3 separate regions of the Mus musculus genome follow, and regions 1 and 2 are each linked to region 3. A link is a loop called in an ENCODE intact Hi-C map of the cell type or tissue named here. Cell type or tissue: gastrocnemius. All regions are shown on one strand. Each heading gives the region's core, and the rest is flanking DNA. Links, peaks and the distances in the headings are about the cores only.

Region 1 (7,300 bases), core at 1,816-4,315, 120 kb after region 3:
CTGCGCACTGCAGACTTCTTCCCCAAGTAACAGTTTTTGTTTTTGTTTTTTTCTCGGAGGTTAGCTCTGGCTCTCACTCTTAGCTTAGCACACTGATTTTGCAGATGAAAAGCGGCCAAGGGTGTGGTGGCAGAAGGGAGGGCTCCGGGGGGCTCTTTCTCTCCCGAAACAGCTACAGCTTAGGATCTGTACTGAGTTGCCTCTTCCCGAAGGCAGTCTTTGTGTTTTATTTCATTTTGAGGAGAAAGGACACACTTAGGAAATTTTGCTTGGGAGCTCAGATTCAAATTTTCAAAAGGTGGGAGTGCTGCTGATTTAGGCAGGGCTGCAAAGCTTTGGGTTTTGCACAACTAAAGGAGAAAAACAAAACTCACAGCAGGTTAGAATTCTAAATATAGACGGACCACCTTGCTTTTCCTGGAGTTCAGGGCTCCAGAAGATCCAAGACCGATAGCAGGGGTGAGGGGTTTATTCTGCCAACTCCTCCTAAGAGAGGGGACCAGCTGGTGGAGAAGGGGAAGGGACAGGTGAGAAGGGAGGAGGGGAGAAGAGAAGGAGCCTTCTCCTTAACGAAGAAAAAGCCCGCTCCCCTCCCCCCTCAGAAGTGCTTGGCTTTGTGTGAGCAGACGTTCTCTGGGGAGTCCTCCAAGGGAGGCCCCTGCCGTGTCCATGCTTAGTTTAGTAGCCTTTGGTTCAACAGTCCAGGGTCGGGCAGGGAGATGTGTGCCTGCATTGTATTAATGTTTTCAGCTTCTCTGTTCTTGTATCTTCTAGCTGAAGGACACTTAGGTACAGTTAGGGGAGGCTTTCCCCTCCTTCCTCCCGGCAGATAAACAAATGTCAAACATCTTCCTGGCCCGATTCACTAAAAGTTACTAAATATCCCCCTTTGTCCTCAAAACAAAGAACCCCTAGTGCTCATCAGGATGGATCCGGATTGCGAGGGCTTGGAGCCCAGACACCTAAGGGACCTACTAACCCAGCTTTTCTCCCTCCTCTTGCCTTTGACCTCCTAATTCAGGTTTTTCTGGCACTGCCGTTGTGAACAAGAGCCTATAATTAATGCTTACACATGAGCCGAGATGGGAATCACGGTCTTCAGGTTAAACAGGGACCCAGTAAATAGCATCCCTTCTACTTTTCCTGCCATGGGGACTTTTACCATTTCAGACAGCTGGACGTGGAAACGCATGCCTTTAATCCCCAGCACTCCAGAGGCAGAAGGATAAATCTCTATGGATCAAATGCCATCCAGAGTTATATGATGAGACCCTGTCTCAAACAAACAAAATCAGCTCTATGTATACACAGTGCATTCTAATCACTGTTATACCCAGCTTCTCTATTTCCCTCCCAGTCTGTGGGACCTCTTATTGTTTCTGTTTTGTGCCCACTGAGTTAGCCAGGGCTCCCTTTGTGGCCACAGGCTGGTTTGCTGCGTTCACTGGAACAGTCTGAACTGCTTGGGTACAAGGCTGAAGACAATGCCTGTCCCTCCCCAGAGTGCATCACAGTGGTTCAGAGTTCAGGTTGGAAGCGTGGCCTCCTGGATCTCTGACAGCCCTGGCCAACTGCATAATTTCAGGTGCAAGCGTGCTATGAAAGCGCCCATCTGTGGATCTTCATTCTCTTACAAGAAGTCAAACGCAGTTAGGAAAGAGTTTTAAAATCAGCAGTCGCTGTGAGTGGAAGATACTAAGGAAGACCTAATCACCGAATAATGTGAACACAGGGTTGGTTGTCCATGAGACAGCACCTGCTACTTAATGAAAGCAACACAGTAAGAGCTGCGTTAGCATCATCCTGCCTGGTTCCCGGCAACCAGGCAGGCTCAGGAGCAGATAGCAATCTGTCATCTTTCTGCCGGCTTCAGCTATAGGGGAGAAACAGAAACGTGGTACCACAATCCACTTCCAGTGGATGATGGTGACGTGTTCTAAGGAGATGGGTGCAGAGGCTCTTGTCAAATGAGGGAAGAGAAAACGGAAGTGGGGAGAGGAGGCGGGACTCCAGAAACCTCACTGCAACCTTCCTAGAATAATATTGCCAGACAGAAATGGCAAGCGCATCCACGTTTAAAACGCAATTCCCTGCTCATATTTAAAGCCTGCCTTAAAGCCCCATTAATATTTGACAAGTCCCATTAAGACAGGGATAAAATAAAATTAAAGTGGACCCCTATCAGGTTCTGCTTGCCATCCTCCACTGGAGTGGTCTAAAATGACAACGTTATACAAATCAAATCCACCCTTTTTCGCTTTAGGAATTAAAGCCGCTAAAACCCCCAGGGAGACTGCCTTCCCTAACTATAGCAGGCATCGAACTTTCTCTTCCTGGCAGAGGGGCGGCTCCAGCTATGTCCCTGGCTCCTAAGGTCCTGGTGAGCTCTCTGGAATGTGCAGGGTCCACGCCCTGCGAGCCCAGCTCTTTGTCGCCTGTAACCAGCAGGCGGCGCTGTCCCCGCGCTGCGGCCACCGCCCGGCTTCCTCCGAGGCCATTTCCGTCGCAGCGGGTGAGCTCACCGCCGCCACGCCTTGGAAGTCACCCTGGGCGATTGCTTAAGTTTCTGGACCATCCTGCCTCTTCTTTTATGTAACGTCTCTTGATTTCTTTTTAACGTTTCATACGTTTACACGGCGAGTATTGATCCTAGCCGAGAATTCTACCTCTGAGCTGTATCCCCAGCCCCTTTGTGCTCCCGTGGCGATTACTACTGTTTGAAAAACGTGGGCAGGCCCAAGGGCTCAATGGAGAAAAGCGCTTGCAGCTCAGGCCCTGCTCATTGAGAGTAATTCCTGGAGCACACTTGGAAACCACACCGCAAACAGTGGTACTTTGCCCTGCACACATGCCCCCACTCAAATACTTAGGCGTGGAGCAGCGGCTCAGCAGTAAAGAGTGCTTACTGATCTTGGAGAGGACAAGGTTCGGCTCCATAGCACCGACGGTCTCACTATTCACAACTGCCTGTTACTCAGGTTCTAAGAAATCAGGTGACTTCAAGCCTCTATGTAGGTGGAGCACATAAACACACACAGCTACATATGGGACATATAAATCCTTTTTTAAAAAAAAACAAACAAAAGTGGAACATGTAATGAACAAAGTGCAAATATTTCAAAAACAAAACAAAACCAACCTGCATTTTTTGAGTTGTTATCAATTAACTTTTTAAAAGACCTCAACATTAATTTTACCAGTTCTAATAAAAAAAAAAAGGCCTCTGACGCAACGAAGAAGGCATTATATGCTGAAAATGAGAATATCTTTTTAATCTTGTTTCCCCCTGCCTTCTACAAGCATGGCATACACAAAAGCCGGAGAAAATTCAGCTGTGGCGCCATCTGCTGGACACTCTGACTTGCTGCAAGAACTTGCAGGTCGAATCAGTAAGGTGTCGCGGTTGGTCGCGAAAACCTCGCTTTTTGCCCAGGAAATAGCGCCAAGGCAGTATTACATGCTCATACAAAACCAAATACATACATACATACATACATACATACATACATACATACATACATACATACATACATACATACATACCACTAACACTAAATAATAATAACTTAGCCGGGAAGGTGTGGCACATACCTTTATTTCTAGTACTCTGGAGTCAGTGGCAGGCGATCTGTGTGTTCGAGGCCAGCCTGGTCTACAAAGTGAGTTCTAGCATAGCTAAGGTTACACAGAGAAACCCTGTCTTGAAAAAACCAAAACCAAAACAAACCCCTATGAAACTGGCCCTTTGATAGAAAAAATGCTTTGGGAATGATGGTCACAGGTAAGCCCAGGGTCACATACTCTATGGCACGAGGCAGAATTCACTTAATTATATGCCTCCATGTTGAGCATTAGCTGAAAACTAAAAGCTTGTTTTTCAGCACTGCACACAACTGAGTATCCGGGACAGACGAAGTCACCGTTCCCTTGTTCTCTTGAACGGACTGATTTTGCTGAAGGAAAGAAGTGTAAAAGTGTGGCAAATTGAGCTGGGAGCTTGAAGGTGGTCTGCGGTAGCCTGGGTGGGGTTTGGAACTCTTTTTTTCTCTCTCTCTCTTTTTTATTAGGTATTTTCCTCATTTACATTTCCAATGCTATCCCAAAAGTCCCCCATACCAACCCCCCCAATCCCCCACCCACCCACTCCCCCTTTTTGGCCCTGGTGTTCCCCTGTACTGGGGCATATACAGTTTGCATGTCCAATGGGCCTCTCTTTCCAGTGATGGCTGACTAGGCCATCTTTTGATACATATGCAGCTAGAGTCAAGAGCTCCGGGGTACTGGTTAGGAACTCTTCATTAAGCCCTGCCTCCAGTTTTTCAAACTCTTGGGTAAGATCTGATTTACTTGAAGATTTTTCTATTTAGGAGAGGCAGGCCCTTTCCACACAAGGGTCTAAGCCCATTTGCAAACACATTTATTCAGAGGCTTTCGCGTAAACATTGCTTAGTTGAAATACTTCACTCAGCATCCTTGCAATTTTGTTGCAACACATTCAGAAGCCACTTGGGGAAACCCGGGGAAAGCAGAAATGTAGATCAGATTAAAACTGGCCCACCCACCTGGGAAATCGGGGTTCCGCTGCAGAAGCCTTGGTAATGGAAACATATTAACAACACAGAGCTCTGACCACCGGCGCTTCAGGGTCACCTTGAACAAGACTAAGTTTTTATATTCTGGGATGAGCTTTTAATGGTTTTCCTGAGATGAAATAACTTCAACCTTGTGGCCTGCAGGAGCCCAGCTGATTACAAAATCCCGGGTTCCTGTCAGGTAACGTCCATATTCAGTCAGTGTGTTCTAAGAGCTTCCTCTGCTTCTTCAATAACTAGGCCCTGCAGGGTGAGACTGTCGGATCCACTGCTAGCAGCATTAGCCCTCTCAAGGGACACGTGGAGAAGATTCAGCAGCCACCAAGAACACAGAGTGGGAAATAAATGTCCCCTCTAGCAAGGGCTGAATGGCTTGTCAGCAGATGAGAGAGGGGTTTTGTCAGTTTGCTTGGCTTTTAAAACAATCTTTCTGTGTAGCTCAGGCTAGCCCCAAACTTGGGGTAACATTGCTTCATTTTCCTTAGCACTAGGGTAACATCTAACCATAAATTATGCACCGATGCTCTTCTTTTTTTTTTCTTTTAGATTTACTTATTATTATATGTAAGTACATTGTAGCTGTCTTCAGACACCCCAGAAGAGGGCATCAGATCTCATTATGGGGGATTGTGAGCCACCATGTGGTTGCTGGGATTTGAACTCAGGACCTTTGGAAGAGCAGTCAGTGCTTTTAACCGCTGAGTCATCTCTCCAGCCCATGGATGCTCTTCTATATCGAGTTTCCACTCTGCTTATCATATAGGGAACAATAAATGCATAGCAGCCATGAAAATGACTGGTTTTGTGTCCTTGGAGGAAAAGGAGGGAGCAGGTAGAGAGGCAGCTAGGAAAACTGCAAGGGGAAAAGGTTATCCTGAGAGTCAGCGACCCTCAGAAAACAGGCGCCGTCTCAGCTGATAGCAAGAAGCTATAAAAGGAACAGGAACCCTTAGGGGCATTCCACTGCAGGCTGCCTGAGTGCTTTCTACATATGGGAATAGATACAATTATTAAATATTGCTATAGTGTTCCCAACTCAAGGGCATGGTACACTTTCTGGAATAATAATGTAAATAAAAAATAATAAAAATAATTTTAAAAAATGGGAGGTACTTTTAATTTTCTTTACCCATGTGCCCTTTGTTGCTTTGTAGAATGGGGCTTCCAACCTAGATCCACCTCACAGGCCCAGGAAGTCTCAAATCCCCGAGCTCTGGCTCCAGGTGGAGAGGAATTTTAAACATATTTATTACCGGGCGTGGTGGCACACGCTTTAATCCCAGCACTCGGGAGGCAGAGGCAGGCGGATTTCTGAGTTCGAGGCCAGCCTGGTCTCCAGAGTGAGTTCCAGGACAGCCAGGGCTACACAGAGAAACCCTGTCTCGAAAAACTATTAATTATTTATTCACGTGTCAGGACCCGCAGAACTGGAGTTACAGGCAGTTGTGAGCCGCCACGTGGGTGGTGGGTGTCAAACCCAGGTCCTCTAGAAGAGCGTCTAGCGCTCTTAACCGCTGACCCAGCTCCTCAGCCCCAGGCATGATTCTTGATTACAGGAAAGGTTTGAAGAAGAAGGCTTTTCAAAATGCTGCATTGTGGAGTAAAAACAGAGGCGTCATTTCAGTCCTTGTGAGGAAGCTCCCAGTTTGGGGCTGATCAGAGCAAAGCCAAATGCCATCTGGTTGGAAAGGAACCGTGAAATCTTAGAGGTGGGAGCTGATGATCTGTGGTTGCTTTCCAGAATGGAGCTGGCAAGAGCCAGGCCTGGTGGGACAGGCTTCTGATCACAGCTACTAGGGAGGCTGAGGCAGTATCGTGGGGGCATCCACCAGAGAAGACCGGTGAGACAGGGATGTAAGCCAATAGAAAGTCTTTATTAGCTGGCAGAGACTATACTGGGTGTTCAAATCCCACCGTAGCACTAAGCCTTTCTCAGGTAAGCTTTTAAGCACAAAAACCATGTCCTGGATCGACATCCTTCGGTAAACAAGAACAATTAGCCAGGAGCAGAACTACAGAAGCCAAAAAGCAAGCTTAGTACATTTAGAGACTTTCCCAGAGCTATGGACGTTGATGGATTAGGTCTTTGTTTTAGTTTTGGCAGGTGGTGCTGTCTAAGTGCTGAGTTCTACAGCCTGAATGGTACGGAGTCAGTTGTGCTAAGACCCGCAGCCCTGTTACAGTAGGAGTAGGAAGTTCTCAAGCTCAAGGCATACCTGTCTACAGAGACCGTAGTTAGTACGGCATGTGTAAATCCCTAATGAAAAGGTACAGGGTCCAAAATGCTGCTCAGCTCAGAGAAGGCAACTTGTAAGGACTCTGGTGGGGGGCCGTGGTGTGGCTCAGTGGGTAGAGTGTTCGCCTAACATGCAGGAAGTCCTGAGTTTGAGCCCCAGCACCACCTAAGCCAAGTATGATGGTGACATAGTTGCAATCCTAGCACTCAGGAGGTGTAAGAGTTCAAGGCCATCCTTAGCTACATAGTGAATTCTAGGTCAGCCTTGTCTAGAGAGTGTGACCCTGTCTCAAATAGAAAAATAAGAGAAATGGAAAAGAGCCCAAACTTACTTTCTGAGGGTTTGATAAAACACATTCTTTGTATCACAGCAAACCAATAAACAATCCTCATTGTGATGTTAATGCTAATTGTCAGCTTGATAGACAACAAAGATGGGCACCCTTGGTGGTATGCCTCTGGAAGATTCTCT
Region 2 (7,300 bases), core at 2,882-5,381, 51 kb after region 3:
CCAGCCCGCTTTTTGGTTTTTTGAGACAGGGTTTCTCTGTGTAGCCTTGGCTGTCCTGGAACTCACTCTGTAGACCAGGCTGGCCTCAAACTCAGAAATCCACCTGCCTCTGCCTCCCCAGTGCTGGGATTAAAGGTGTGCACCACCACCTCCGGGATCCAGAATGTTTCTTAAAGAGAGATCTGTGTCGGAGGCTACCCTGGTCTACAGGGCAAGTTCCAGGATAGCCAGTGCCACACAGAGAAAATCCTGTCTCAACAAAACAAAAACCAAAGAACAAACAATATACCACCAGATCAGGGGCAGATCTACTGCTCTCTGGATGGGCTGGAATGTGTGCCCTGGTCCACAGCCCACATCACATACACCTTGCCAGATTTTCTATTTATTTTGTTGGCTCAGACTTTGTATCTGAGATCTAGGTCCTCTCTACTGTAACCCGGTGTTGTCCTCATTCCAGCCTTCTATTCAGTCCTTAGGAGGCCTTTCCACACCCTTTCTGACCTCAGGACTCTGGATCTGTTGTAGATCACTCCCAGCTCGCTCCTGGCTGGCTCCCTAACCCAGGATGGCCTTGAAATGTCTGATCTTTCACCCATTTATCTCCTGGTTTAAATTTTACAGTTCATGGTCGTCTCCCTCACCACCTTATCTAAAGCAACCCACTTTTTAATTTTTAAATTGTTTTGTATATATGTCCAGGCACATTCATGGCACTGTAATGTATGGAGGTCAAAGAACAACTTCCAGGACTGGGCTCTTTCTATCTTGTGGGTCTTGAGACTCATGCTCAAGTCTTCAGATTTGTCACTTTAGGCTAAAGCCATTTCACCAGCCCAAGCAACCTGTTTTTTCATGTTATCAGAAGTTGCCATAGTTGGATTTAACTTGCGTATATTAATTTGCTGGCCTTCTCCCATATAGACTTCTCTAGAGAATCATGTTTGTCTTGAACTAAGTGATTTTCTTAGCTTTTGACCTGCTGTACATACCCAAGGACAAACATTTGCAAACATAGGAAGAAAAAAAATAGCCAGCATTATTAATAATCAAAAGATTTAGGTTCTGAGTCTACTAGTCTGTTGTTCTGAGCTATACTACACTTTATCTCACCTTCCAGTCAGAATTTTTTGTTTGTTTTTTGCCTGTGCTGGGGATCCAATCCAGGACCTGCTAGTACATGCTAGGTAAACACTCTACCATTGATCTATAATCCAGCCCTCCAGACCTCACTTTTTTTGTTTTAAGTCAGGGCTGTACTCCATAGCCCAGGCTGGTTAGAAATGAACTATGTAGTCTAGGCTATCATCTTCAAACTCATGGAGTGTGGGAAGCCACATGTGCCGTTGCTGAGTGGCACTGACTACTGCTGGCCACCACGCATAAGATTGGACAAACAACCAATGTGTACATATGCAGGAAAGTTTTTTGCAAAAACACTGCCTGGCCCAGGCATGATAATGAGGTTCTGTAAGGTACTGAGAGTATAACCAATCGGATGTGAGACATGCAAATGAGATATGATAATGAGGTTCTGTAAGGTACTAAGAGAGAGTAGCCAATCAGATGAGGAACATGCAAATGAGGCTTAGTGCATAACCAATCCGGGTATGAGACACGCCTCTCCTAGGCCTATAAAAGCAGCACCAGTTCTGGGCTCGAAGTCTTTTCGCCTCTGCAATCAAGCTCTCCCAATAAACGTGTGCAGAAGGATCCTGTTGCAGCGTAGTTCTTGCTGGTCGAGTCCGGTGCGCGCAAGAATGGAGGTCCTCCTGCCTCCGACTCTCACAGGCACTAATTATTATGGAATCTGAGTATACATTGAACATCTACGGAGAACTGATTTTGAGCCTGTTTTACTTATTTTGAGACAAGGTCTCGCTGTGTAACTCAGGCTAGCCTCTAGTGCTGGAATTATGGAAATATAACACTACAATCTGGCCTGAAGTGCACTTTAGAAGGCAAAATGCCCAGGACTACAGAGATGGCTCAGCAGGTGAGAGCACTTGTTGCTCTTGCAGAGGACCTGGGTCGAGTTCCCAGCACCTACATGGTAGCTCACGACCTGTAACCGTTAGTCCTAGGCAAAACCAGTGCCGTCTTCTGGCCTGACTTTCCTTAGGCGCATGCACACTTTGTTTGTTTGTTTTGAGTTACCGTGTAACTCTAGCTGGCCTAGAACATGTTGACTAGGCTGGCTTCAAACTTACATACCCAACAAAAGTAAAATTTGATAATGATGATATAATGATGATGATGCAGAGCTAGAGCTAGGCAGTGGTGGCACACACCTTTAATCCCAGCACTCATACTTCGGAGGCAGAGACAGGCAGATCTTTATGAGTTCGAGGCTAGCCTGATCTACAGAGCAACTTCCAGGACAGCCAGGGCTGCACAGAGAAACCATCCAACCTTTGTGACATAGTTATTCCCCCTAGCCAGGGCTAGGAAAAAAGAAAAAAATAAAAAAAAAAAAAGAAAAAAAAAAGGTATCAATACAGCTAGTCAAGTCAGAACTGTACAGTGTAAATTCAAGCTGCAGTAGAAAGAGCTTAGAAGATCTAGGAGAAATAGCCTAGTCTGGCATCAACCTGTGACTTAACCCTCTGCAAGCCCAGTACCTTACGTTTCCTTCTGTGATAGGTCTTCCTGTGTAGCCAAACTAGCCAAAAGCTCCCCGAATGAATCTCCTCACTCGGCTTCCCACTGTTAACATGGCTGTTAATGTTTACTGGCCTACTGAGGACAGGTGGCACCTGACTTGGGGCATAGGATGTGACCCCAAATTTGATAACACACTCTCTCCAGATTCCCCAAAGGGATTTCTACCTCTCTAAGTTTCAAAAACTACCATTGAGCACTGAGTGGTTGCGATAGAGTACAGCTTTAATCCCAGCACTCAGGCAGCAGAGGCAGGTGGTTCTGAGTTCAAGGCCAGCCTGGTCTAGAGAGCGAGTTCCAGGACAGCCAGGGCTATGCAGAGAAACCCTGTCTCAAAAACTGAAAAAAAAGTACCAGTGAGCACTGAACGAAGGTCCATGCTTTCCACCGTCCCAGGATTCTCAGCCTGTCTCTCCTGCCTCAGTCGATTAAAGTGCTTACAATCCTTTTCTTTAAAAGGATATTAAAGAAAACCTCCATTTGGATGAAACCTGCTTTCATTTCATACTTGGTTCAGTGCAAGGGTGCCTGCGTGGTATGCACAACGCCCTGAGTTCATCCACAGAGCCAATAAAAAGACAAAGAAGGGCTGGGACTGTAGCTCAGTTGTCAGAATGATTGCCCAGCATTCACACACACACACACACACACACACACACACACACTCCTGCGCACAAGAACACAAGATGAGGGATATGACTCTGCTTTCTTTTCTTACTTTTTGTTTCGTTTTTCAGTTTTCAAGACAGGGAGTTTCTCTGTGTAGTCCTGGGTGTCCTGGAACTCATAGATCTGGAATCCACAGAGATCCATCCACCTGCCTCTGCCTCTCACATTCCGAGATAAAAGGCATACACCACCACTGCTCAGCACCTCTGCCTTCCTCATTCAAACTCTTCCTCTGAACACTGGAACACAGCATCCACAAGCTGTCAGTTGAGAGTGGCAGAGGGGAAGAAGCTAGTTCTAGCAACACAGTGTCAACAGTAGCAGCCTGGAGATGACCACCAGTGACTATTTCTTTTTTCTTTCTTTCTTTTTTTTTTTAAAGATGACCTATGACTTTTTTTTTAGAATAATTTATTTATTTATTTATTTATATAAGTACATTATAGCTGTCTTCAGGCACCCCAGAAGAGGGCATCAGATGGATCCCATTACAGATGGTTGTGAGCCACCATGTGGTTTCTGGGATTTGAACTCAGGACCTCCGGAAGAGCAGCCAGTGCTCTTAACCTCTGAGCCATCTCTCCAGCCCTAGTGATTATTTCTTTGTATCAGTATTGAGTTTAGTTTAGTTTAGTTAATATAGCCACATTCTCTTCTTTAGTTCCTGTTGACCCAGAAGCCATGCCTTTTTTTTCTTTTTTTCTTTTAATTTTTTTTATTAGGTATTTTCCTCGTTTACATTTTCAATGCTATCTCAAAAGTCCGACATACCCCCCCCCTTTTTTTTTTTTACTATTGTCCTGGAGTAGGAGTGGAGAGTTTGGGTCTCAGGTCGAGAAACTTCTTGGGTATGAGGTTGCTTCATTCACTGTGATGGAACACCAGGCACGGCTTCCTCCAGTAGCTGCCAAAACAAAATTTGACAAGCCGTGAATGCTAGGCATGCCCCGTGGGTCACTTCCTGTTTGCTGCATTTTTTTGAGCCTTACCTCCAAGGTGATGGCAAGGGCAGGCTGAGTTCCCAAGGCTTGGCTTGGCTTGGCTTTCCTGGACAGAGAACTCCTTGTCGGTGGTGCCATCTGCAGGGCATTAAGGAATTTGCTAGGCACTTTATGGGAATGGGAGGGGTGGATGTCTTCTCATTCCGCAGTCTCAGACTGAAAGGTTCTTCCTGCCTTCCGTGATGAAATCCTGAATGTCTACCCTGGATCACAGCATGGACCTCCTTAAGGCTGAAAGACCCGTATTCGCTCTAATCCTTTAACAGGCAATATTTAAACCTGGACCCAAAGCTGTGGTATCATCTTCCTTGCTTGCCAATTAAATGTGTCATCTGTGAGATGAGTAACCCGAGTCCTCCCACTTTAACAATGACCTTAGGCGGAAGGTGAAGAACGCTGAGCTCTGAACGCATTTTAGCAGGCTGTGGTTTTTGTTGTTTGTTTGTTGTTTTTGTTTTGTTTTTAGCAAATGTTAAGGCTAATGAGATGCCAAGTTCGATCACCTAAGTTTGATTCTCACAATCCATATGTTGGAAGAAGGGAACCATCTCTGGCTTCCACAGCTACAGGGCCTGACAGGGTGCTGTTAACTCCTGTGAGCAAAGCACAATGGAAATCCACAGTGCAAAGGAAGAAATGGGCCCAGAAGGGGATGGAGCGTCAGGACGGAACAAGAGCCAAGTCTCTCTCTGACCCCAACCCCTCAGGACTCCCCTTCTCCAGAGGCTGCTTAAAGAGGATGTGAGCTGGAAGGAGAATGTGGGAGTTTTACAAACCTTTAAAATGCACATTGACTATAAACAATAAAGATCTTAAGATGGCCACGAACACTTGTACTTTCCTGTAATCCTAGTATTTGGGAAGCTGAGGCAGAAGGACTGCCATAAATTAAAAAAAAAAAAAAAAAAGCCAGGGTGTAGTGGCAGATGCCTATAATCCCAGCATCTAGCCTGAGGCAGAGGCAGAGGCAGAGGCAGAGGCAGAGGCAGAGGCAGGATCTCTCTCAGCTCTAGGCTAGCCTGGTCTACTACAGAGCTGGACAGCTAGGGCTACACACAGAGAAACCCTATCATGAAAAAAAAACAAAAAACAAAACCTCAAAATGGTAACTACAACAAACCGGGCTTAAGAGGGAAAATCAAGATTTAATAATTTTTCAGCCTCCTCTGGGTCACAGGCATCGTCGCCAGGCACTGCACCCTGATCAACTTCTGCCTGATCCTCCTGCCTCCACCTTGAGTCCTGAGATTATAGGCCTCAGCCACCATGCCAGGATGAATGCAGTGTTGGGGCTCAAACCCAAGGCTTCATGAATGCTGGGCAAACATCCCACAAACTAAGCTACAGATGCACTTCTGCATCCCCAAAGGTGTTGCTTTACGACAGGGTCTATGTGGTCCCGGAACTCGGAACTCACAGAGGACTGCCTTGAACTCAAGAGATTCACCTGCCCCTGCCTCTTGCACGCTGAGATTAAAAGTGTGTGCCACCACACCTGGCACAATCTCTCTTGTGAAGACGTTCTGTATCTGTGTGTGAACTCGTGCATGCTCATACAAAACTGTGCACATGTGTGGCCAGAGGTCACCCCAATGTTGTTTCACAGGCATTGTCCACCTTGTTTTGGGTGCTTTAGACTTATTATATGTACACATGTGGAGAATTTGCAGCCTCCAGAAGGCATAGGGACCAGATCTCCCTGGAGCTGGAGCTAGTAAAATAACTAGATGTGGGTGCTTGGGTGAACTTGGGTCCTCTACTAGGTCATTTGTTAGCCTCTACCTTGGTTTTTGTACAATGGTTTTTGAGACAAAGTCTCTCAGTCCGAAGTGGGATTTAGACTGGGTCAGACTTGCTGGTTAGCAAGCACAAGGGCATCTTCCTCCGAATATTCAGCATAAGCCAAATACCTAGTTTGCTTGCTTTTCTTGGGACAGGGTCATTACAGCTCAGGCTGGCCTTGTATTCCTGGTCATCCAGCTTTTATTTTTGGCCTCTAATCCCACACTTGGGAGGCAGAAGCAACCCTGGGCTACATACCAAAATGGATAACAAGACCAGCATAGATAACTAAGACATCGCAAAATAAGTAGAGTATAACAGCAGGTTTATCACTTGTCTTTCATGTCTGGGGCCCTTTGTTCAATCCCAAGTACCAAATATCCTCATAGTGGTATAAATGGGAGTACTTTTATCATTTACCAGTGTTCCCACATCCTGTAGACAGTGTACTCTTCCTTTGGCTCTTTCCTAGTAGGAAATGACCAGTTAACTGTCACCCCTGTAGACTTTACCTTAGCAGTAAGGGACAAAAACTCTTAGACTTCATGCCTTTTGGTAGACCCCAATCCTCAAACTGGAATCAGGGCTAATTGGAATTCATACCACTCTCAAGATATTTGCAGTTCAAACAACACACCCTCCATGCCCTGTGTCAGCCTGGCCTCAATGGAAGTAAGTGCACAACCAGCCTTAAGGATCACTTGACATCTTGGCAAGTATTTTAGGTAGCGTGGAGTCAAGCAAAGCTCCCATGCCATACAGACTTTCTCAGTCTAGTGCTCCCCTAGTACCCAAGAGGCAATGAATCAGCTGAGCGGTTACCTATAATGACTATCACAGGGGATTGCAATTAGCGAGGCAGGCCTAGGCTCATCTGAGCTACAGGATCTGAAACAAAGTATCCAGAAACAAAACTCTTTTCTTAAAGCTTTTACTTTGAGACATCATGGAAAACTTAAGAGGTACAACATGGAGAAGACATGATCACAGAATGGAAACAGCACAGAAGCATCAGTGCCTGCAACTAATACTGGAGCAGTTTGACGACACAGGGGGCTCAAGGAATGGACTTAGTACTCCTCTCCTTCTTCCTCCCCCTCGCCTTCCACAGAATCCACACCAACCTCCTCATAATCCTTCTCTAGGGCAGCCATGTCCTCACGGGCCTCAGAGAACTCACCCTCCTC
Region 3 (7,300 bases), core at 2,594-5,093:
GCTATCTATACATAGCATCAAAGTTTCTAGTCTGATCACTGAAGCCAATTTCAACAAAATTTCCAAAAAAGAAACTTCAGGTGATCCCACAACTATCTCAGCTATAGTACAAGTTTAATTGGGAATTGAAAAGCAGAAAGCACCTCCCCACTGCATGTACTCAAAAATGAAAACACTCCTACTAGAAGGTAATATTAATCTATGATGGACTATCCTAAACAGAGGGTAAATCACCTCATTTCTTGGGGGGTGAGGGGGATATGGTCTTATGTAACATTGACCTGTGGACAAGGTTACCTCTCAACTCAAGAGATGAGATTCATGTCACCTCTCCCTCCTGCGAGCTGGAATTAAAACCCTGTACCACCCCTGGCCCCTCATTTCCCACTTTAATCCTCTTGAGAAAGACTTAACAGTTTTGTTTATAATAAATGTGTATTTCTGTGTAGCTCTGTGAACTTATATGTACCATATAGATGCAGGAACCTTGAGAGTTTCAGAATAGGGCATCAGAGCCCTTCGAACTGGAGTTACAGGTGGTTGTGAGCCACTGTGTGGATGCTGGGAACCAAGCCTAGGTCCTCAAAAGCATGGAGCACTCACTCTTAACTACTGAGCTCCAACACCCTTTTTAGTACAAGCTCTTACACCAAGTTCGGCACTGCAATCCTATGACCTAGCACTTGGGATGTGAAGGTCAAAGGCTGGTGAGGACTTCAAAGTCACCCTCTAAGATGAGGTGGCTCTGTAGGTAGTTTGCTATCATACCTCATGAGTTTGAGCCAGGACCCACATAGTGGATTCCTGAAAGTTGTCCTCTGACCTCCACACCTGCACCACAGCACACCTGTTACACACACACACACACACACACACACACACACACACACACACAGTCTCATCAAAAGAACCACAAAAATCTCTAAAAGAAGCATCATGCTTAAGCTGGGAAGTGATGGCGCACACCTTTAATCCCAGCACTCGGAAGGCAGAGGCAGACAGATTTCTGAGTTCGATGCCAGCCTGGTCTACAGAGTGAGTTCCAGGACAGCCAGGGCTATACAGAGAAACCTATCTCCAAAAAACCAAAAAAAGAAGAAGAAGAAGAAGAGAAGAAGAAAAGAACCATGCTTGTTTTCACATTCTGTGATTCACAACCTGGAATCTGTAATTCAGAGGCTGGGGTGATTGACTGTTCAGTGGCTAAGAGCACTCCCTGGTTGATCTCCCAGCAGACCTAAGTTTGGTTCCCAGAACCTACTGAGTGGCTCACACCAACCATCCCTAACTCCATTTCCAAGAGACCTGATGTCCTCCTCTGACCTCAGAGGACACTGCTCACATGTGGCCTTTAGATATACAATGGGCAAAACACTAAAAAAAACATTCACAGAAAAAAAAAAAAAAAAGTCTTTGTTTTGTGTATTCAAGACAGGTTTTTCTCTGTGTATCCCTGGCTGTCCTGGAACTCACTCTGTAGACCAGACTGGCCTCAAACTCAGAGATCTCCCTGCCTCTGCCTCTCAAGTGCTGAGATTAAAGGCATGCACCAACATGCACCAACAAAACAAGTATTTATGACTGGAGAGATGGCTCAGGGGTTAATGAGTACTTTTTCCTCTGGAGGACCTGGGTTTCATTCCCAGCACCCATGTGGTTCACAATAGTCTGTAACTCTAATTCCAAGGGACCTGATGCCCTCTTTTGGCTTTTTCTTTTTCTTTTTCTTTTTTTTTTAAGATTTATTTCATGTATGTGAGTACACTATCTCTGTCTTCAGACACACCAGAAGAGGACATGGGATCCCCATTACAGATGGTTGTGAGCCACCATGTGGTTGCCAGGACCTCTGGAAGAGCAGGCAGTGCTCTTAACCGCTGAACCATATCTCTAGCCCCCTGACTTTTTCTTTAACACAATTCCAAAGGTATACAAGGCACAGAGATGACCAAATGGATAAAGGACTCTATAGGCACCAAGCACACCCCTGTTGCAGACAAGCATGTATGCAAAACACTCAAAGATAAAAAATTAGTAAGTCTGGGGCTAGAAAGATGGCTCAGCAGTCTAGAGCACTGATTTCTCTTCCAAAGGTTCTGAGTTCAATTCCCAGCAATCTCACAGTGGCTCACAACCATCTGTAATGGGACCCAATGTCCTCTTCTGGAGTGTGTGAAGACAGCTACAATTTATTCATATACATAAAATAAACAAACAAATCTTATTAAAAAAAAAAAAAGTGGTGTCCGGCAGCTGGTGGTAGTGTCACATGCCTTTAGTTGCAATACTTGGGAGGCATAGACAGGCAAATCTCTGAGTTGGAGATCAGCCTGGTCTATAGAATCAGTTCCAGGGCAGCCAGAGCTACACAGAGAAACTTTGCCTCAAAACAAACAATCAAAAAGAACTCTCTAGGGGCTGGTGAGATGGCTCAGTGGGTTAGAGCACCCGACTGCTCTTCCGAAGGTCAGGAGTTCAAATCCCAGCAACCACATGGTGGCTCACAACCATCTGTAACAAGATCTGACTCCCTCTTCTGGAGTGTCTGAAGACAGCTACAATGTACTTACATATAATAAATAAATCTTAAAAAAAAAAAAAAAAAACTCTCTAAAGGGCTGACAAGATGACAAGATGGCTCAATGAATAAAAGTCACTTGCTGCCAGACCTGAAGATCTAAGTCTGAGCCCCAGGGCCCACAATGTAGGAATCAACTCTTGCAAGTTGCCTTCTAACTTCCATTTGCATGTTATGGCAGATACACACCACACTTTTACAAAAGGACTGAAGCTAGAGCTCAGTGGTAGAATATTTGGCTAGTATGTAACCTCTATATATACAGTCCAGGATGGCCTCCTGCCTCAGCCTTCAAACCCTAGGATTACAGGGGTGTGTGTATACGTGTGTGTGTGTTTGCACGCACGCACACGCGTGTATGCCACAACACCCAGCTTCTGAAGCTTACTCAACAATACTTCAAATGGGAAGTCAGGCTGATTGAGTACTTCAGCTTCTCGCAGTCAGCAGAGGTCTTTGTCCTCTACTATGCTATGGTGGCTCTTAGGTCACCCTTACAACTCTCTTTGAGAATGAATTGTGAATAGTCAAGGCAGACAGTGAGGGTTGGAGAGACAGCTCAGCAATTAAGAGTACACACTGCTTGTGCCTAGGACCCATGTACAGTGTCTAGTGCCCATGTTCAGTGGCTTATAACCACCAGTAACTACAGCTCCAAGGAACCTGATGCCTCTGGTCTCCTCAGGTACCTGTATTCACATGCAAACACATAATTTAAAAAGTAAAGAAGAGCCGGACAGTGGTGGCGAACGCCTTTAATCCCAGCACTCGGGAGGCAGAGGCAGGCGGATTTCTGAGTTCGAGGCCAGCCTGGTCTACAAAGAGCTCTAGGACAGCCAGGGCTACACAGAGAAACCCTGTCTCAGAAAAAAAAAAAAAAAAAAAGACCTACACCTTACTAGCAAACAGCCATCCTACTGTGACCGACACTGAAAGGACAAAAACAAATCTTTAACACCTAAAATATATACCACAATTCCAAACATGACTAGATGTTTTGATATAGCAGGAGGAAAAATGCCTGCTATATCAAAGGGACAAGGCTCTTAGTAAGCAGTGCATACATAGAGTTCCAGGACAGGCAGGACTACACAGAGAAACCCCACAGAGGGATGGGGGGTGGGGGAAGGAGGGGGCTTAGGCACATCTGGGTTGCCAGATCACATGTACGCCAAGCACATTCTTTTCTCAATTCTCATGGGTTATCACACACTTTTAGTCTCCACCTCTACTCTCCTTGACATCATTAGAAATGAGGGGACACAGCAAATGTCATGGTCTCAGGACAACAGCTAGTCGGATGGCATATGGCATTTAGCCACTAGAGGGCAGTATATCTGTAGTTAAGGGGATCTTCAGGACCCACAAACTTAGATGGGTGGGGCAGCCCAACAGATCTTGGTGAAGTTAAAAAAAAAAAATATAACAAACAAAAAAGAAACATCAAAATAGATGAAAAAAGGCGAGTGGTTAAGTCTTAGGGTGGGGTCCTTAGTGAGGAGAAAGACAAGAGTGAATACTAAATACTGAAGCCACCAGTCCTCAGCTCTCTCCAGACACAAACGTCAACAAAAGATTTCTCAGTTTATTTGGAAATATACATTGTTACCCCAGCAGACAGTTCTACTTCAGAACTGCCAAGGAACCAAACACCCTTACCCAACCAACACCCAAAACCTACCCAGGAGGGTGGGTCCTGGGTAATCAATGCACAAGACTCATATCCCTACTGTACAGACTGTAAAAATTGGTTTAGAAAACCAAGGAGTTAGAAGCCAGGGTCCCTGAGACATCTTGCCCCTTTGTAAACATTAACATCCAGGCTACCAGAACCTGGGATGAGTGTGCAAAAATAAGAGTGCCATACTGTGTGCCCAGAGGACAGGGGACATAGTTGGCAACCATAGCAGTTATATCCTGAGGGTCTGCCCCACTGCTGCGGGTTAGACAATGTCTGCGGCAGAAACAGGGCAGTTATTCCATGCCAAGAGTTCACATAAGATAGCATCGGCGGTCTTGTCGTCCATAAGAATTCTCCACCCGGGCAATCTCCTGGATGACTTTGATGAAGACATCTTGAGTTAGCTATAAGGAATAAGATCAGCAGTCAATCAGTTGGGTCAGAGCCGATACTATCCAGCCCCAAGGCAAACAGCGCTTCCTAACTATCCCCACCACCAATCAGCATGTAGGAAAACACGGTTAGCCTTGCCCCTGGGTCCAATCTTTAAGTTCAGCACCTGATTATCCCGAGCAGACGACTCCATAAACATCGCACCCCAGGACTCTGCTAGCTTCTTCCCTTCAACTGCCTGCACCTCTCTGGAAGCAGATTTGGAACACACCAAGATGGAAAGCAGATAGCAACGTCGGCAAGTTCTCTGAAAAATCTCTAGGGTTTAGATTCCTTCTGATGATTCACAACCCCTCCCCCAAGGTTTGAGGAGGTGAAGAAAGAGAAAATATACGTAAACAAAAGCATGATATGTAAATGCAAAACTGAAATATAAATTATGATAGGATTATCCTTAAGTGACCTTCAAAGTTAGGATGAAAAGCTCGGGGACCAGCTAGGCACGGTGACCCACCACTACATTCTCAGCGAGCACTATTTGGAAAGCTAGAGGACCTGGAGTTAAAGGACAGCCTGGGCTATGTGGTGAAGATCCCGTCTCGAAAAACCAATCAAGATGTAAAATTGCTTCAGTCAAGCATCAGAGCTGGGAAGGACTACAGCTCGATTGATCCCTGATACAAGTCACTTTCCATTGCCTGAGCAGCGGAGTCTTACCCACCTCTCAGGAGAGAGATCTGCCTTGTTCCCCACAAGCAGCACCGACAGCCTGGGATGACAAAGCAGTTGCTACAGTTATGCTTGTAAGATCCCCTTCCCCATCCTCCATGGACCCCAGCTACTCCAACTCCATCAAGGCCAGATGATTCCCAAACAAGCCAACTGTGATCTAGGTCTAGCCTCCTTGAAGAGTTCACTCACCCTTTCGCTTCCTTCCACACCCTCAGGTCTCTATGTCCTAAAGCCACTTACCGGGTTTTACCGTGGCCTTCGTGTAGCTTTTGGTACAGGTTCTTAACGATCTGAAAGCTTCAAACATAAGAAACAGAGCTAGGGTTTTAGTTCTAGGATAACTGCCCAGTCTTGACAAGCCCCCACTCAAAAACCTCCGTGCGTACCTGCGCAGAGAGTTAACCGAGTATACAAGAACGTAACCATGGACCCCGATGATGAGCGAGTAGGGCAGAATGCTGTACTCATCCTAGCAGCAAACAAAAACGTGAGTATGTACACCCATGCCTTCAAACGGCGTAAGCCAGTGGCATAGCACACGAGTGACCCTCCCGGGACATTCCTCGCTCCGGTCTCTTCCATCAAACAAATTTTTATGAAGTAGCTCCACTGAGCCCTGCACACTGCTAACAGCTCAATGCCTTTCTTTTCATACTACATCCCACATGAACCCCCCCCCCCCCACACACACACACACTACCAGACTTTATAATTTAGGGCTGAACTATAACATTTGGACACCCTACCGCAACTGGTACCTGCCCTGCTGTGTCCACCAGATGTAGGTGAAACTCATCTTTGCCAAGAGTCACTGTCTTGCTGTAAGCTGGAAAAACAAACAAAGAAGAAAGCTTCTTGACTGTGAGGTGCTTTGTGGTCCCAGTGATGTGTGTTCCGATACAGTCCTGACCCCAGGAGTGACACACTGACTTACTGTCTTCAGCCACACCTGTGGTTCTCAACCTTCCTAATGCTTGATCCTCAACCATAAAATTATTTTTGTTGCTACTTCATAGCTATGATTTCGCTATCGTCGTGAACCGCAATGTACATATTTTTGGAGGTACAGGGTTGCAAATGGGGTCTCAACTCAGAGACTGAGAACCTCTTGATCTATACTATCCTGGTCTAGAACGGCACAAACGCCACGCTCTAGACACTAGAATGGGACTCCCAGAGCTGATTAGTGGACCCTATAAACAAACCATCCTCTTTGCAACAAAGAAATCTCAAATTATGGAGTTTGAGAGGGCACCCAGTCTATCTAGGTTCCATCCCCTTCACACTAAAGAAAATTACTCATGCCAGGTGGTAGTGGCGCACGCCTTTAATCCTAGTATTCCAGAGGCAGAGGCAGGAGGATCTCTGAATTCGAAGCCAATCTGGTCTACAAAGCTAGTTCTAGCAGCCAAGGATACACAAAGAAACCTTGTCTCAAAACAAAAAACAAAGTGGTGGGGGGTGTTGGGGGGGGGATGCAACTACTTACTATTCTCCACTGTAGGATCGTAGCCTTCCAGGAACTCGCCTTCCACAAATTGATGTGCCAAAGATGTCTTCCCTTTAAGGACCAAAGATTGTTGTAATATAGTCATCCATCCATATTTACACCTTTTGTCCTTTCGGACTGTGGCCAGGACCAAAGGGCACCTCACATCAGCATCCCAGATTGTGGGAGCTCCCAAGCAATGCTTACCCTTTGTCTTTTATTACCATCATCCTAACAAGTAGATTTCCGCGACGTTTTGGTGATTCGATGCATTCAGTGACGCTTCAGGAAGCCCTTTCCTGCCCCACCCCATCTCACCCTTTGAAAAAGATTCCCCGGGATCTAGTGCACCAGGCCAAGGACACTTGCAAGTGTCTAGCCGGCAGAGATCTCCACCACACCTTCAAATACTGATCCCACCCCCGCT

The links. Peaks named below come from ENCODE experiments on the same cell type or tissue, not always from the same donor. Only the 100,000 strongest peaks of a DNase experiment are listed, where the experiment ranks them.
Region 1: it touches region 3 in a loop (4-fold over the local background); 17 of 42 quality-filtered maps call a loop at or near these places.
Region 2: a loop joins it to region 3, with 4 times the contacts of the local background. A loop is called at or near these places in 18 of 42 quality-filtered maps.

What each region holds. Positions count from the first base shown.
Region 1 is chr15:98,990,758-98,998,057 of GRCm38, forward strand. No RefSeq gene overlaps it. Among named protein-coding and RNA genes, the nearest start is that of 4930578M01Rik, 8.4 kb to the left of the region's middle. In gastrocnemius, for the core only: CTCF peaks have their summits at 2,450 (motif pointing right) and 3,346 (motif pointing left); DNase peaks (open chromatin) are centred at 1,913, 2,459, 2,769 and 3,343; H3K4me3 peaks cover 1,604 bases; H3K27ac peaks cover 1,558 bases.
Region 2 is chr15:98,924,399-98,931,698 of GRCm38, forward strand. The region is part of intron 2 of Gm41396 (a long non-coding RNA gene); the gene reads left to right. It overlaps Tuba1b (tubulin, alpha 1B), which reads right to left. Exons shown (of 4, transcript NM_011654.2): 4 at 7,031-7,300. The coding sequence ends at 7,184. Among named protein-coding and RNA genes, the nearest start is that of Tuba1b, 6.3 kb to the right of the region's middle. In gastrocnemius, for the core only: a CTCF peak has its summit at 4,433 (motif pointing left); a DNase peak (open chromatin) is centred at 4,389; H3K4me3 peaks cover 526 bases; H3K27ac peaks cover 1,001 bases.
Region 3 is chr15:98,873,635-98,880,934 of GRCm38, forward strand. It overlaps Rhebl1 (Ras homolog enriched in brain like 1), which reads right to left. Exons shown (of 8, transcript NM_026967.4): 2 at 6,874-6,945; 3 at 6,143-6,210; 4 at 5,771-5,853; 5 at 5,625-5,681; 6 at 5,374-5,421; 7 at 4,819-4,900; 8 at 4,126-4,663. The coding sequence ends at 4,571. It also overlaps a transcript of Kmt2d not described here. Among named protein-coding and RNA genes, the nearest start is that of Rhebl1, 4.1 kb to the right of the region's middle. In gastrocnemius, for the core only: a CTCF peak has its summit at 3,898 (motif pointing right); a DNase peak (open chromatin) is centred at 3,898.